2 separate regions of the Mus musculus genome follow, and region 2 is linked to region 1. The links are chromatin loops, found by intact Hi-C in ENCODE. Cell type or tissue: gastrocnemius. All regions are shown on one strand. Region 1 overlaps Efr3b (EFR3 homolog B). Region 2 has its middle 20 kb from the start of Dnajc27.

Region 1 (8,000 bases):
CTGGCCTTTGTGGACACCTGCATGCATGTGGAGACACAAACACACATGCACACACAGAATAAAAAATAGACATTCAGGAAATGTGGGTTTCTTCTACCCTCTCCTACAGTGAATGCTGCCTTTTCTCACAGTATAGTGGAATTCTTCTCTTAAGAAACGTTCAAGCCGGACATGGTGGCACACGCCTTTAATCCCAGTACTCGGGAGACAGAGACAGGTGGATTTCCGAGTTCAAGGCCAGCCTGGTCTACAGAGTGAGTTCCAGGACAGCCAAGGCTATACAGAGAAACCCTGTCTCGAAAAACAAAAAAGAAAAAAGAAAGAAATGTTCAAAATTACTCTACCCCGACACTTTACCACCCCAGCTCCAGTCTCCTCAGCAACCCCGTGTGTGTGCGCGCAACATTTAATGTGTATGAACCTATGTGTTTCATACTCCTTCTGAATATATTCATATTTCTATTTTTTACCTAGCAACAATATGAGGTATTTGCAAGAGAGACCTCAAATCTTTCATTTCTACAAGTCAGCATATTGGAGGAGAGCCCGGCTTTGCCACCATCTGGAATACAAAGATAATTTTACCAACTTCAGAAACTGTAAAGATTCACTGAAAGAAGGCAGAGTGTCCAGCACAGACGAGTTCAGAACACGCCTGCAGTGGCTGCTGGCCACGGTCACCACCCTCCACTGGTGTTTCCCCACAGAGCTTTGCCCTTGACTATCTGAGAGGGCGTGGGTGTCTTCTGGGTCTGGGATAGGCTTTCTCAACAGCTATGTGTGCTTCACATACTGTGTTGGGCTGGTTTTCTGTCAGCGTGACACAGGTTGAAGTCATCTGAGAGAAAAGAACTTCAATTAAGAAAATAGATCGGGCTGTAGACAAGCCTGTAGGGCATTCTCTTAATTAGGGATTGATGGGGGAGGGCCCAGCCCATTGTGGGCGGTACCATACCTGGGTTCTCTAAGAAAGCAGGTTGAGCAAACCACAAGTAGCAAGCCAGTAAGCAGCACCCTCCATGGCCTCTGCATCAGCTCCTGCCTCCAGCTTCCTGCCCTGTTTGAGTTCCTGCCCTGACTTCCTTTGATGATGAACAGTGATATGGAATTGTAAGCCAGTTAAAGTCTTTCCTTCCCACCTTGCTTTTTGGTCATGGTGTTTCATCGCAGTAACCTTAATTAAAACACACCCCAAGCATAAAATATAGAGAGGCTAGAGAGATGGCTCAGTAGCTAGGAGCACTTGTTGCTCTTTCAGAGGGCCGGGGTTTGGTTCCCAGCATCCACAAAGATGCTAACTTCAGTTTCAAGGGATTCTGTGCCCTCTTCTGACTCCATAAGCACCAGGCACACTTTTGGTACACATATATACATGCAAGCAAAACGCTCATATACATAGAATAAATACATCTTGTTGTTGTTGTTGTTGGAGACAGGATTTCTCTGGGTAGCCCTGGCTTTCCTGCCAGGAACTCACTCTGTAGACCAGGCTGGCCTCAAACTCAGCGATCCACCTGCCTCTGCCTCCTAGGTGCTGGGGAGTGACACGGGCCACCACTGCCTGGATGAATAAGTACAAATTTATAAATAAATAAGTAAAACCAAGACTAGAAATCTGTAGTGCTATTTCATTTACCTCTCTCCTGACGTCTTCCAAGCTGGGAAAGAAACTGTGTGTTAGTGTGTGAGAGCACGTGCAGGTGGAGGCCAGAGGTTGCTACTGGGTTTATTCTGGGACAGGACCTCTCAGAACTAGTTCTCTCACTGAACCTAGAGTTCACCCATTGGCTGTACTGGCGGGGCAGCAAGCTGCAGGGATCTGCCTATGTCTGCCCCTTCTACTCTGGGGTTACAGACATAGGATACAACCCTCAGCTTTTGAGTTGTTGAGTTGTTTGGGATCAGCGCACAGCAAGCCCTGTATTGGCTGTGACTTCTCCCCAACCCTAGAAATGTTAATAATAATTACTTGTGTTGTGCTCTGGATGCAAGCTGAGAAAACTCACTTCAGAGACAGAAGCCTAAAAATGAAAGCTTTATTTTCTTCTCCAATAGGGAGGCAGCCAGTTCAGGATCTGAACCAAGTCCCTGAAGGGAGATTATGCAACATTTTAATAGGATGGGGGCACAGGGGGGACAGGGTGGGCTGTTGCATTGACCAAACATATTTTGACACAAGGGGTTAAACAAAGAAGTTAACGTTGGTGACGGGACCTTATCCATGTCATCTGGTTTCAGGGTCCTTGAGTCAGCTTTTGAGTCAGGTCCCCTCCTGGACTCTGGTCAGAATTTAGAATGATAAGGGAACAAAGGACTGGGCAGTCAGCCGGTAGCCAATTAAGTCAAGACAGGCCATACATTTATTATATGTGTGCCTTAGTTTAAATAACGGGATAACACCACCTTCCCTCTTCACATCCTTCCCTGGTTAACACACAAACATAAAACAACTGAGAAGCAGTTTAGACGTTGGTTACGGAACTTGGGAACATAAACTTGGTTTTGACCCTGTCAGAAAGAGGGGGCTGTTCCTGCGGTGACTGGATGAAGGCAACTGTCCCCTATCACTTGAAACTGAGGGTGTAACCAAGTTAATAGAATGCTTATCTAGCATGCGTGGAACCTTGGCTGTGTATCCATGGCCCACTCGTTCAGTACTGCAGAGCCTTGCCTTGCCTGGGATAGTGCTGCAGAGCCTTGCCTGGGATAGTGTGTGCCTATAATCCAAGTACTTGAGAGGTGGAAGGAAGAGGGCCAGAAATTCAAAGCCATCCTTAACTATATGGGGGAGTTCGAGGCCAGCCTGGGCTAGAGACTCCGCCGCTGATGGTGGCGGTGGTAGTGACAGAAAAATGACTCAGTGACTGAAGAAGGGCACTTGTACTTAGAGAGGACCTAGGATTCTGGCCTCTGCAAGCACCAGGTACACATGTGTACATAAAGGCAAAACACTCATACACATAAATAAAAATAAATCTAAATAATAATCAGTTGTCACATGCCACATGGTTGGTGGTGTGGTCGTGGTGCTGGTGATGAAGGCTGTGGTAAACTGAGTGTTTAGCTTGTGGCAGAAACAGCTAAGACCTTTGCTTGTTTCCAGTTAATCTCTGTTAAAGCCCAAGAACAGATCTCCTCAGTCCCATGTCACTGCTGCCTAGACCGAGGCACACATGGCTCAGATACCTTGCCTCAGTCTATATACCTTGTTAGAGCTAGGACTGGGGTTCAAAAACCAAGCTATCAGGACCCTGGACATGGTGATATAATTATTTCCTACTGTCTGTGGTCCCGTGAGTCAGTCAATCGGAAGAGATTGTGTTTGGTTTTATTTGTTATCTGTTTGGAACGTGGTCCTAAAACCCTCAGGGGAAGCCCACAGGTAGTAAAGAATTGAAGTCCGGACACTAAATCAATCAGACACATTTCTTTTCAAACTCCTGTTCTCAATTAAGGTGGCAATCTGATTAGCCCAGAGAGATTGGCTGGAAAGCGGTGAGCATCTTGGAGGCTCTGGAGCGTGAAAGGTCAGCCCGCTACTGCCAGCTCCTGGACTGTCTGCCTCCCTGAAGAGAATTCAGCTGCCGCAGAATTCTTTTTTCAGTGGAGACTGTCTAGAAGCCAGTTCCTGACTCCTTCCCCAGGTCCGTTTTCACCCGAATCTTCTCTTACTCTTCTCCATCTCTAATCTTCCAGGGTAAGAGACAGGTGCTGGCGACCGCCGTTGTGCCCGCTCCCCCCACCCCCCACAACAGTACACCTGTCCCGCAGCCACAGGATACCATCAATGTCCTAATCACCGACTGGGCAGACGCAGGTTGCGCCCGTGTGGCTCTCTGGTTTTAATTACCCAGGGCAAATGGCTGCCTCACTCTGAGCAGTGAGAAATCAGGAACAAGAAGGAAGGATTAAATAAGTCAGCACTTGGTCAAGAGACTGAATAACAAGCAGCCATTAGAGTTCCAGGGAAGGATACGTACTGAGAAGGTGAGGGCATGTCTGACACAAGATGAAAGTAAGCTTTGACAGTGCCCTGTGGGATCCAAATTTCAAGCATGTGTTTTAAACATTTGAAAACAAGGAAACAGACAGAGAGCAAATGCCCCTCCCCATGTCCATCACGATTTCTGAACAATGTGATTACAGTATTTTACTTTATAAATTTGTCTCTGAGCATGATGCCTTTTAAAAATAGAAACAAGGGACCAGGAGATTATGGATCTCCTCCCTGGTCAGTGGCTTGAGTTTCCATTAGGTGTCCTACCTGTCACGAGCCAATTCAAGTCTTGCCTCTTTAGGTGCTTTTCTGGGTTTATCCAACTCTCATAGCTTCAGCTTGATGGACCCCCTTGAACTCACTGGGCCACACCAGCAACTCTGGGGGGGGGGTGAAGGGGTCCTCTCTAACCCAACTAAAGGACAGGATCCTTGATGGCAGCCTGTGTTTATATTTAACTTCCTTCTCCTGGCCAAATGGTTCAGCAACACTGTACAGCTGCTGGAGTTTAAGCAGTGTCCATTGAACACAAGCTGGGTCCTTGTGGGACGCACTGCATGGGGGTGACCCGCCTTTCTCTCTGAACTTTGTCCCATTTCCTCCAATTCATCTAAAAGGGCCGTCTGTGCCATTAGCCCTGAGTTAGACTTTATTGTGAATTGTTTGGTTGTTTTTTAAAATTCCATTTACTTTGGTAGGGACGAACAAGTCTAGCCTTTGTTTTTACAGGGAGATTATAGAAGAAAATAAATATGGGCTATTTTGAGTAAAAAGGCTTTGTGTATGTGTGAATGGGGATGATGGAGCTGATGTTTTTAAGACAGAAAATAAGAGCCAAGAGGAGAGGACTTCCTTGGGTCTCATGCTGATCAAAAGCAGGTGAAAGCAGGCACACTCATGTCAGTAAGCCTTCAGGCCTGTTGGGCTCAGAATACTGTACAGAGGTCAAGGTTGCAGGACACGAGACCTGGACAATTTAGTTGCTTTAGAGGAAGAAAAGATGAATCACTGAAATAACAGCCTGAGCTCTGCCTGGAAGACTCAGTGCAAAGTATGCCTTCTCGCAGACTCCAGCTGGCAGAGAGAGGCGTTAGGGAAGGAGGGCCAGCCTGGGCCAGGCCCTGAGTCAGGGTGGGCAGAGAGGAAGGAATGACTGCTGGCAGAGAGAGGCGTTAGGGAAGGAGGGCCAGCCTGGGCCAGGCCCTGAATCAGGGTGCTTATTGCTGCTGGTCACCACCCACACCAGCTGGTACCCAGGATCCCTGTCACCTCATTTGCTGCATGTCCCACCCTCTGTCCCTTTTGCTCTCTGCCATTGGCCTGAGCCTTCTGAGGTAGAGAATTAAGCAAGTGTCTGAATTCAGTGGAGGATGGCTGAGGAATAGGGTGACACCCCAGCCCCACCCCCCTTGAATGGGCTTCCCTGGTCAAGTGCTAAGTGCAAGGGTTGAGATTTTTGATGCAGAAATGGAGCCATGCTAACTCTTCAACTGGGAGTAAACTAAACCAGAGTTGCCTTAATGCTCCCTCCTTCAGAAATGGATGAGAAGAAGACGACTGGCCAGTGGCTGGACAGACAGGAGAGAGCCACGCATCAGGTTTAAACCCAGCGTCAGAGAACAATGCAGAATGAGCCTGGGGAGCCGTTGAGGATGCATTCCAGTTATAGCAGTGAGGGGGCTAGGGAGCCTCCTGCCAGAGTCATACACACGCTGTGAGCTCTTGGGCAGTTTGAGCTCTCAGACCCTGCCTCTATCTTCCCGGGTCTCGACAGGCTCTGTGTGAAATACTTATGAAATCTTGGCCTAGTTTTTAACCCAAAGCAGTCAGTAAACCCTGGGGTTTGTTGGATGTTAAAGATGAGCCTAAGGGAGCCAGAGGCAGCAAGGCAAGAAGACAAGAAATTCAAAGGAGACTGCCTGCCTTGTGTTTTGGAGGACCTGCAGGTCATATGGACTGGGAAGAAGGTGTCACCAGAGAAGGCCTAGATTTTTGAAAAGTTTGCAATGTTTAGCAATGCTTAGGATTGGGATATTGTTTTTATCTTCCACTTGTCACAGGCAGTTCTGGCCAAAGGGACAGATTGGTCAAGAACACAGGGTGGGGGCAGGCAGGAGAAAAGGCTGCAGTGGGCAGAAGTTGGCAAGGCTGAGAATCCCAGCACTGAGACCAGATGATGCTGCCAGTAACCCCGGGCTGTTCGCCATCAGATCTACAACAGCCAGAGCTGGGCCCGTGCTCTCACCGTGACTGCACACCAGACCCTCAGGAAAGGGTCATCTGGTGAGATGGCTCTGGACATGCAGAGGCCAGGGAGGAGGCCAGGGTGTGCAGTGTGTGCTGTGCCGGAAGGAGTACCCCAACCCCTGGCCACCGTCTCCAGCATGCCTGCTTCATCATGTCCTCGAGAAATGAGCTCAGTGCCCACCCCCCACCACACACCATGGGTGGGAATCATCTATGCACATGTCCTGTGAGGAGCCCTTGCATCGGGCCTGAGGAATCCTAGGGGAGGAAGGAGGAGGGGACCAGGGCAGTCTGGCCATGTTTAATTTTCAAGTTGTTGGGTGCTACTGAAGCCTTGTTAACTGGGTATTTCTGTTAACTTTTTGTTAATCATTTGATTTTTGATTATCCATTGATATAACAGGAAGTTGGCCAGGCTACTTTTCCTTCATTTTCCTTAAAATAGGTGGAGCAATTCTCTCTCAGAAATAAAATAGATCAGAATTAAAAGGTACATTATAGGCGAGTGACTGAGAGTTAATCTCCACCTGCTTCTGTGTGCAAACATTAAGAATCAATGCTCTTGGGAGCAAGGTTAAAGGAACATAGACATGCCTATTGAATTTTCGTTCTGATGACTGTTTCCAGTTGCTTCTTAATGCTTTCCTTGGTTTTTCCCTGGCAGGGTTACGTCTCCTTTAAATTCACCTGCTCTGAATCTGGTAGAAAACTCAGTGCAGGCTTTCCAGCACTTGCTATACCTGCTTTGGCTTCCAGAGGTCAAGCCTCAGCCCAGAATCCCCAGCTCTTTGCCTAAGGGATTGCCCGGGAAGTATGGCTGCTATATAGGGCTTTCTGCTCTACGGCTGAGATTCCAGAAAAATCTCTCTCGCTTCTGATTATGACTGTTTGCTTTCTAAAAGGGAGCAGATAATAAGATGCTCATGCATCCAGCCCTGGGCTGTGTCCTGATGACTCCTCTGTTGGGCTACACTGAGCTACACAGCTCTAGAGTTATCAATATGGCGAACTACTTACAACGGACAAAACTTTGACCACGCCTTTCCTCCCTCTTAACCCATGTTATTCCTTTCACATCCCCACCCTGAAAAGGTTTAAAAACAAACAAAACTCTAGCTCCCAACAGAACAGGATGGGTTTCAGACACCTGCGAGCTGGTTTCTTCATATAAACACCCTAACACCCAAATGTCTAGAAGGTTCTACTGAACGGGATTTTGAGGTCTTTGTGTGGGAATTCCCACTAATGCTGGTCATTCTTTTCTCAGTGACCCCTAGCCTTCCCGGGGAACATTTGCATTTCAAGAGGAGGGCGTGTACAAACAGAACTCCTCTGTAATTGGTGGATGGACGGGGCACTTGGTTTTCTTCTGGGATGGACTTTCCCAGGCTCCTCTGTGAACGCTCCTCCCGTCCACTTTCTGCACAACCCCCACTCTCCCAGCACAAAGGAGCTGGGATGCAGCAGAGGAAGGCCCTGCCCGGGAAGAAGGCTAATGAGGACAGTTTCCAGAAGTTTCTATTTCCTTGACCCATTAAGTTTCTAATGCTGGAGGGTTTTTTTTTAACCAGTCTTATTGTTGATTTCCAAACAGCATCATTTCCTAGCCTTGGAGATCCTGAACAGAGTCATTTGGGGCTTCTTTTTTAAATAAATGTAGCTTTGTAAAATCCTGCTATATTGTTCTTAGTTTTCCATTCCCCCAGTGACTGACAAAAAACCTTGGACCAGGAAAGGGCTGGGACGGAGAACTAGC
Region 2 (8,000 bases), 54 kb before region 1:
AGAGACCCAGAATGTGCCTGTAGTAAGCAAGGGGTTGAGTGGAACAGCTGCTAGGCTAATGACATCCTCAGGGACCAGGGACAGGCAGGAGATAAAGGGCAAGTTCAGCGCCTGCAGCACCCATACCAGCCTTCATTCCCCTCCTCTCTGTCGTCTCAGTTCTCTGAGTCCCCGCCACCCCTGGTTAAGCTCTCTGGCTCTACTTAACACTGGAAGTGAGGTCCTGCCCTGGCATCCCCTTTGCTCACATTGTATCAAAGTGGGGCTCAGAGGAGGCGGTCAGGATTGCTCTGAATCCTGCCTTGTGGCACAAAGGCGATAAGGAGGCTCTCCTTTCTCCTGGGCTTCACATTCATCATTTGTCATTCCAGGTCGCCTTGGGGCAGGTTTTTGAAACTTAGGTCGGTCCCCTTCAGCATCTTCTTCAACTAACAGTCGACGCCGGAACTGGGAGTAAAGGGAACATAGGCCTGGGTTTGGGGCTTAGTTGATAAAGTGTTTATCTAGTACACAAGAAGCCCTGGGTTGGACCCTGCCTGAGCTGGGCGTGGTGCCTGCAGTTCCAGCACTGAGGAAGTAGAGGGTACAAAGCCATGCTTAGTTGTATGGCAGGTTTGAGGCTAGGCAGGGTTGAGGCTAGTCCGTGTGGGCTATGAGAATCCTTATCTTTTTGTTATTGTTGGTGGGTTTTGGTATTTGTTGTTGTTGTTGTTTGTTTGTTTGTTTTTTGTTTTCTTTTGTTTTCTTTGGTTTGGTTTCTTGAGACAGGGTTGTTCTATGTAGCCTTGGCTGCCCTAGAACTTGAGCTGTAGACCAGGCTCTCCTTGATCTCACAGAGACAGATCTGTCTGCCTCTGCCTTCAGAGTGCTGGGATTAAAGGTGTGAACCACTATCCCCAATGAGATACTATCTTTAAAAAAAAAAGTGTGGTGGTTGTTATGGTGATGGTTGTCATGGTCCTTGTGGTGGTGGTGTCTGCAAGACCTGGAAGGGTGTGGCTTCCTACTGTTGCAGGGTAGAGCTATGACTCCAGGCTACAGGGTGGACTCCAGAAAGAGTCTGAGGAAATAAATTCTCCTTATTTCCTTCCATATGTCTGCATCATTCGGAGGCAGAGTTTCGCCTCTTCCCTAGGGATGAAAACCTGTGGCAATTGTTTGAAAAATGGAGGTCCAAGCTTTGAGGACCTAGAGGAGGAAGGTGGGTGTGACCATCTCCTCACCCCAACACAGAGACCTAAAAGCTCTTACAACCTTCATCTTTGTATCTCTGAAGCAGACATTTGAGGAGACTAGCGGTTTGTCACGGTGTTCCTCACCTTTCTGTGCCTGGACGCCATCTTTTTGCACTGGTTTCCTTGTCAGGTTTACTTCTGCCCAGGGAATTCTGTGCTCCACACACTCCATTTGAGGCAACAACCACATCCCCAGACCTTGAGAGCATGTGCCTTCTTTGTCCTTCCATACTTCCCAACTTTGGTTCTCATGGGACGGTTTCTCTCAACGAATAGTTAGGAGAAAAGCATCTAATTAAACTAATTCAAATTACAGTCATGAAACCCACTCTCTTTAAAGAGCTTGGCTATTTCCCCTCCTAAAAAATTTCCCATGTAGGATGCTCAGCTGGGCTAGCAGGACAGAATCATGTTCTCCCCACTTTCCTCTCTGACAGGGTCTTCATTTAGTCAGATTTACTCTGAAATGTACTTGTAGCTCATAGTCCAGGCTTTTCCTTAACTATTAAAATATCTTCCTACCTCTGCCTCCAAAGTGCTGGGTGATGCTAAAGGCATGCATCATCACAGCCCACCAAAAATATTTAATGGACCGCTGGAACAGAAACAGGTGACAATCCTGGCTCTTCGCCATTCCCAGCATGCCGCCTAAGGCTGTTTTGCTCATCTGGAAGAGACACAGGAGTCATGAAGATGAGCATGGGGCCCCGAATATACTCTCTCCTCTGTCTGAGGCATGCAAGGGACAGCTCAGATAAATGTACTGTCTTCCTGGCTGGCACCAGAGTTCTCGGTAGAGGTGGGGCGTGCTGGAGATGAACTTGGGGTTCTAGAGATGATGTTGGTGCAAGCCTCTGCATGGTTCTCAAGGAGCAAGAAAGAAGCCAGGTAAAGATGTGACGATAGACATTCTTAGCCCTAGAACTAGGGAGGCTGGAGCAGGGAGATCTCTAGATGGAGACCAGCCTGAGATATAAGGCAAAACTATCTCAAAAGCTTAAAATTTTTTATTACATGTATGTATGTATGTATGTATGTATGTATGTATGTATGTACCTATGTATGTGGATACATGTGAGTGCACAAGCAGGCTATAGTGGGATGTAGACAACTTGGAAGAGCCAGTTCAGTTTTTTCCTTCCACAATGTGGGCCCCAGATATTGAACTCAAATTATCAGGCTTAGCAGCAAGTACCTCTAGATATTGAGCCGTTTTCCTGCACCACACCCCCCCCCACATACACACACTACACACACACACACACACACACACACACACACACACACACACACATATATATATACACATACACACACATACACATATATACATACATATATTGTATTAGTCTGGGTTCTCTAGAGTCACAGAACTTATGGAGAGTCTCTATATAGTAAAGGAATTTATTGATGACTTACAGTCTGCAACCCAATTCCCAACAATGGTTCAGTAGTAGCTGTGAATGGAAGTCCAAGGATCTAGCAGTTACTCAGTCTCACACGGCAAGCAGGCGAAGGAGCAAAAGCAAGACTCCCTTCTTCCAATGTCCTTATATTGTCTCCAGCAGAAGGTATAGCCCAGACTAAAGGTGTGTTCCACCACACCTTTAATCCCGAATGACCTTGAATTTGGAGATTTAATCTTCTGGAATCCATAGCCACTATGCCTCAAGATCTCCATACCAAGATCTAGATCAGAAACTTCTATCTCCAAGCCTCCAGATAAGGATGACTGGTGAGCCTTCCAATTCTGGATTGTAGTTCACTCCAAATATAGTCAAGTTGACAACCAGGAATAGCCACTACACACACACACACACACACACACACACACACACACACACACACATATATATGTATGTATATATATATTTTTTTTAAACAAAAGATCAAATGAAAATAAAAATTTTACCCAATTCTGTTTGCTTGCTTAACCAAGAACAGAATGTTCTAGAATGCTTATCTTTATTAAGATTCTGTCAGTTTTAAAGTTAAGAAGGTTGGCATTTGTTGACTTGAGATATTTCCCAAGTGTTTGGGTTTGGAGGTTTAAATAATGTCATTAATTCTGTGGGTTTCTCTGCCCTTAAGTGGGCTTCATTCTCAGACAGGTTCTCACTAGGCCTCAGAGAAGGTGATGTGTGAGCTGAAGCTCAAGGCCAGGAGATGGCAGATGAGGTTGGAAGGTGTGCATATGGGCGTTGGTGGTGTAGACTTTAAGGGGTGCACAGAGAGATAAGCCTGAACTGGCAGGAAGGAACCAGATTGCAGGGTCCAGGGACAGGCTTGTAGATCCCAGTGTGTCCCCGCAGGGTCTGAGCAGAGCGTGAACAAGATCTGTACTCACATAGTGTGTCCCCGCAGGGTTTGAGCAGAGCATGAACAAGTCCAGATCTGTACTCACACAGCTCAGTCTGCAGCAGGCTGAGTGTGGGGAACCCACTTGGAGGCAGGAAGAAGTCAGGAGTCGGCTTCGGGAGAGCACAGGGGGTGAGATGCGATTCCTCAGAGACAATGCTGCCTATGTCAATTAGAAAGAATCATTTGCAGCCTCAGTTCAAGCAAGGATGAAGATGACCACCAAAAGATACACTCCTCACACAGTCTCAGAACCGCTCTGTGGAGAAACACAAAGGGAGAAACTGCACTTCTACAAAGGAAAGATCCAGGGACTGCGCTAAGGAGGAAGCCAAACTCAGCAGTGTGTACAAGCTGATACTGGCTGCCTTCTGAGATGACTCAAAGAAAGATGCATGCATAGGCCTCTTTTCAGAGATCTCAGTCTAAGCATGAGGAAATAACCAGAAATATCCAGAATGCAAGAAGCTGGTTGAAATCCTTTAAAACTTCAGTGTCACGATGAACAAAAAGAAATCAAAACAGAAGCCTGGCGTGGTGGCGCACACCTTTGATCCCAGCACTTGGGAGGCAGAGGCAGGCGGATTTCTGAGTTCGAGGCCAGCCTGGTCTACAAAGTGAATTCCAGGACAGCCAGGGCTACACAGAGAAACCCTGTCTCGGAAAAAGAAAGAAAGAAAGAAAGAAAGAAAGAAAGAAAGAAAGAAAGAAAGAAAGAAAGAAAGGAAGGAAGGAAGGAAGGAAGGAAGGAAGGAAGGAAGGAAGAGAAATAAAAACAAAAGAGTTGGCTCTAAGTAAAAGGAGTGCAGCCGTACAAAATACAGAATACTTGACCAAGAACCAAAACAGCTCTCAAAGACATTCTGAGGACAACTGGAGAATGTAAATATGAGCCAAGTGTTGTGCATAGGTCTTCACTTGTGTTTTCTTTTCAGCAATTAGCTGCTATTGGTTTGTTTATTTGTCTATGTGTGTGTTGTACATGTGTGTTTGCATGTGTATATATATGCTGGAACATGTTCATACATGTGAGCACCTGCATGCACATGTATGGAGACCAGAGGTTGAAGCCTATGTCTTCATCTAATCCTCTTCACTCTAGTTTTTTGTATTTGTTTGATTTTGTATGTATAAATGTTTTGTTTTCATGGATATCTGTGCATCACGTGCATGCCTGGTGCCCACAGAAGTCAGAGGACGATGTTGGATTTCTGAAACCGGAATTACAGGTGGCTGTGAACTGCTGGGTTGCTTCTGGGAATCGAACTTGGGTCCTCTGTAAGAACAAGTGAGGCTAGGCATGCATGCCTGGGCATGACGGAACATCTCTTTAATCCCAGTACTTAGGAGACAGAGGCAAGATGGTCTCTGTGACTTCAAGGCCAGCCTGGACTACAGAGTGAGTTCTAGGACAGCCAGGGCTACACAGAGAAATCCTATCTCAAAAAACAAGCAAGCAAGCAAACAATCCAGAAGTATTCATATCTATCATATATGTACATATGCATACATTGAACATTTCCCTGAAAGTCTAAAAGTAGATTGGCAATATCCCAACATTATTCCTTAGGTCCCTACTACTACCCAAGAATAAAAACAGCCTTGGGCTGTGGAGATGATCCAGTAGGTAACATGCTTGCGTCACAAGCATGAGGATTTGACTAAAAGTCCAGGAGTGAGGCTGGGTAGCTCAGTATTTAAGAAAACGTGTTGTTTGGCTGTCCTGGAACTTGCTCTGTAGACCAGGCTGGCCTCTAACTCACAGAGTTCTACCTGCCTCTGCCTTCCGAGTGCTGGAATTAAAGGGTGTGCCATCACCATCCATCCAGTGACATGGAGGCATATGAGTTGTGTGTATAACACATTGGACAGGTTAGAGTGATCGAATGTTATCGGTGTTTGCATTTGGGTAAACGACACACGGAATTCCTTCCTCATTGTTCTTGTATATCTAGGTTCCGTTAAAGAGAATGGGAAGGAGAAATGACAGACCCAAGACAGCAGCTTGATCCAAGTTCTCAGTCCCAGCTGCTGCAATAGAGCAGCAAGGCCTGGGGCTCAAACAGCAAAGCTCAGAGCTCTGGAGGCTCCAACGTGCAATACCAGCAATGCCAGAACTTTGTCAGGAGTCTCTTGTAGTTATAGATATTGTTGACTATGCACAGTTGTTGCCTTCACATTGCAGAGAAATGACAAGACATTTCTCTGGGGCTCCTTTTATGGGGACACCAATTCCACTCCTGAGGGTCCCATCCTTCTTATCTAACTTCCTCCTAACGCCACGTCACAGAGCAGAGCAGCAGATCAACGTATGAGTTTTGGAGGGACACAGAAGAGAGGAAGGTTAGAGTCAAGAGAAATAAAAGGATACTTGCAATCTGTCCCAATTTGAGATAGTGTTTGGGGATTACCCTAGTTGCTGTCTCACACTGAGCCAAAATACTTGACAAAAGCAAGCTAAGGCAAAGAGAGTGTATCTTGGCTGGGTTTGTTATTATAGTCTACCATGGTGGGCAGGGCATGGTGGCAGGAGCTGGAGGCAGCTAGTTACGTTGTGTCCACAATCAGGAAGCTGAGAGATAAGTGTTGCTGCTCAGCCTGCTGTCACCTCTGTATTCATTCAGTCTGCGACCCCAGCCCAGGGATGGTGCTGCCCAGCTTAACTAAGTTCATGTAAATAACTTCTCACAGACATGACATAATGTTTGTTTCCATGGTGATTTTATTTTTCTTTTTATTTATGTGTGAGTTGGGGAAGGTGCCCTCAGAGGTGCTAGATCCCCTGAATCTAGACTTGCAGGCAGTTGTGAGCCACCCAGCATTTGCTGGGAACTGAACTCAGGTCTTCTGGAAGAGCAATTCCAGGACTTAACTGTTGAGTGATTACTCTAGCCTAATGGTGATTCTAAATGAAGTTGACAATCTCAGTCAACCATCACCTATGTAAAAGACAATTATTAATATTCCGTATATATTAACTACTGCTGGAAATTAATGCTATGGCAGTTATTCTTTAGCCAGCTAGTTCCCCAAATAATCAGAGACCTTGTAGTATTTCAAAGTTTAGGCCTTAACTGGGTAGACTACAAACTAGCTCATCTAAGTTAGCCCAACCACCTAGCCCCTTCCAGCCACGTGGCTAGTTATACCTTCTAGGACGGTAGTCACATCTATTCTGATGTCTTCTGATGAAAGGGCTTTCCCCTTTCTTCTTCCCAGAGTGCCTTTCTCCTTCTTAGTAAGTCCCGCCTATCTCTCTCTACTGCCCAATCACAGACTTTAGCCTTTTATTGACTAATTAACTTGGGGAGCAAGGTTTGCGCAAAAGCTGGTGTATGTGAGAATTCACTCTTGGGGCAACCAGATCTAGGGTTACAGAATTTAGCAGTTGAATGCACAGCAGCACCAAACCAACCCCAGAACCCCAGGACCCACCTGAAGTGAAGTTAGTAAAGATCATATGGCACTTTCATAATGTCATAGTGGCAGAAATCTGTTTGTTTTTACTTTTTATTTATTCTTTATGAACTTCACGTCATGCACCCCAATCCCCACCCATCTCCCCCTCCCTCGTATGTCTTTCACTTTTGCAACCTCCCCAACAGAGAAAAAACATCTCCTTGTGGAATCTATAGTGTGTCACAGTGTGTCCCATAGTAGACCCGCTTCCCACACTTCTTTGCTTGCAAATGTTCCTTGCAATGAGTCATTGGTCTGTCTGTCACAAGGCCTCTGGCTTCTGCTACACCATCAGTACTGGAACCTCACTGGGACTCCTCTGGGATATCCTGTTGTTACCCTGTGTCATGGAGACCCTGCGGCTTTGGATCTTCAGGGCTGGTCCCTTTATCCTCTGTTCAAGGATGGGCTAGATGTTGGGGTAGGCCAACTCAAAGCCCTGTCTGGGATAAGAGGTATCTGAGCTGGTCAGCCTGCTGGATCTCTTGTACCAGAGCAAGCTCTCTTGCTCCTGTCCTGGCTGGTGTATCCAATGTAGCAGAAAAAAAATTTTAAGACTTATTTTATGTATATGAGTACTCTATACATGTCAGAAGAGAGCATCAGATACCATTATGGTTGTGAGCCATCATGTGATTGCTGGATATTAAACTCAGGATCTCTGGAAGAACAGCCAGTGCTCTTAACTGCTGAGCCATCTTCTTTCTCTCCAGCCCTGTAGCAGAAATCGTCACAAGGCTTAATTGACCCCTCTGAGAGGCCAGGAGCTTATCATGCCAAATCAGAACCTAAGGTGCTAGAGTTTGCTTCTGGCTCCACATGTGGCTACAGGGAGGGAAGGGAGCTAGCACCCCGGGGATCTTTCTTGGAAACAAAACGACTGTGCCAGGCATGCTCTGAGGAACCTTTTCTAGGCTTGTGGTCCTGGTCATCTCTCTTTACTAATGT

Evidence for each region. Hi-C counts contacts between places; a loop is a spot of excess contacts. Peaks named below come from ENCODE experiments on the same cell type or tissue, not always from the same donor. Only the 100,000 strongest peaks of a DNase experiment are listed, where the experiment ranks them.
Region 2: a loop joins it to region 1, with 1.8 times the contacts of the local background. A loop is called at or near these places in 2 of 42 quality-filtered maps.

Annotation. Positions count from the first base shown.
Region 1 is chr12:4,004,515-4,012,514 of GRCm38, reverse strand. The region is part of intron 1 of Efr3b (EFR3 homolog B); the gene reads left to right. Among named protein-coding and RNA genes, the nearest start is that of Efr3b, 30 kb to the left of the region's middle. In gastrocnemius, a CTCF peak has its summit at 3,556; DNase peaks (open chromatin) are centred at 3,547, 4,486, 5,167 and 6,186; H3K4me3 peaks cover 930 bases; H3K27ac peaks cover 5,522 bases.
Region 2 is chr12:4,058,644-4,066,643 of GRCm38, reverse strand. No RefSeq gene overlaps it. Among named protein-coding and RNA genes, the nearest start is that of Dnajc27, 20 kb to the left of the region's middle. In gastrocnemius, no CTCF peak of the experiment used is centred here; no DNase peak of the experiment used is centred here; H3K27ac peaks cover 635 bases.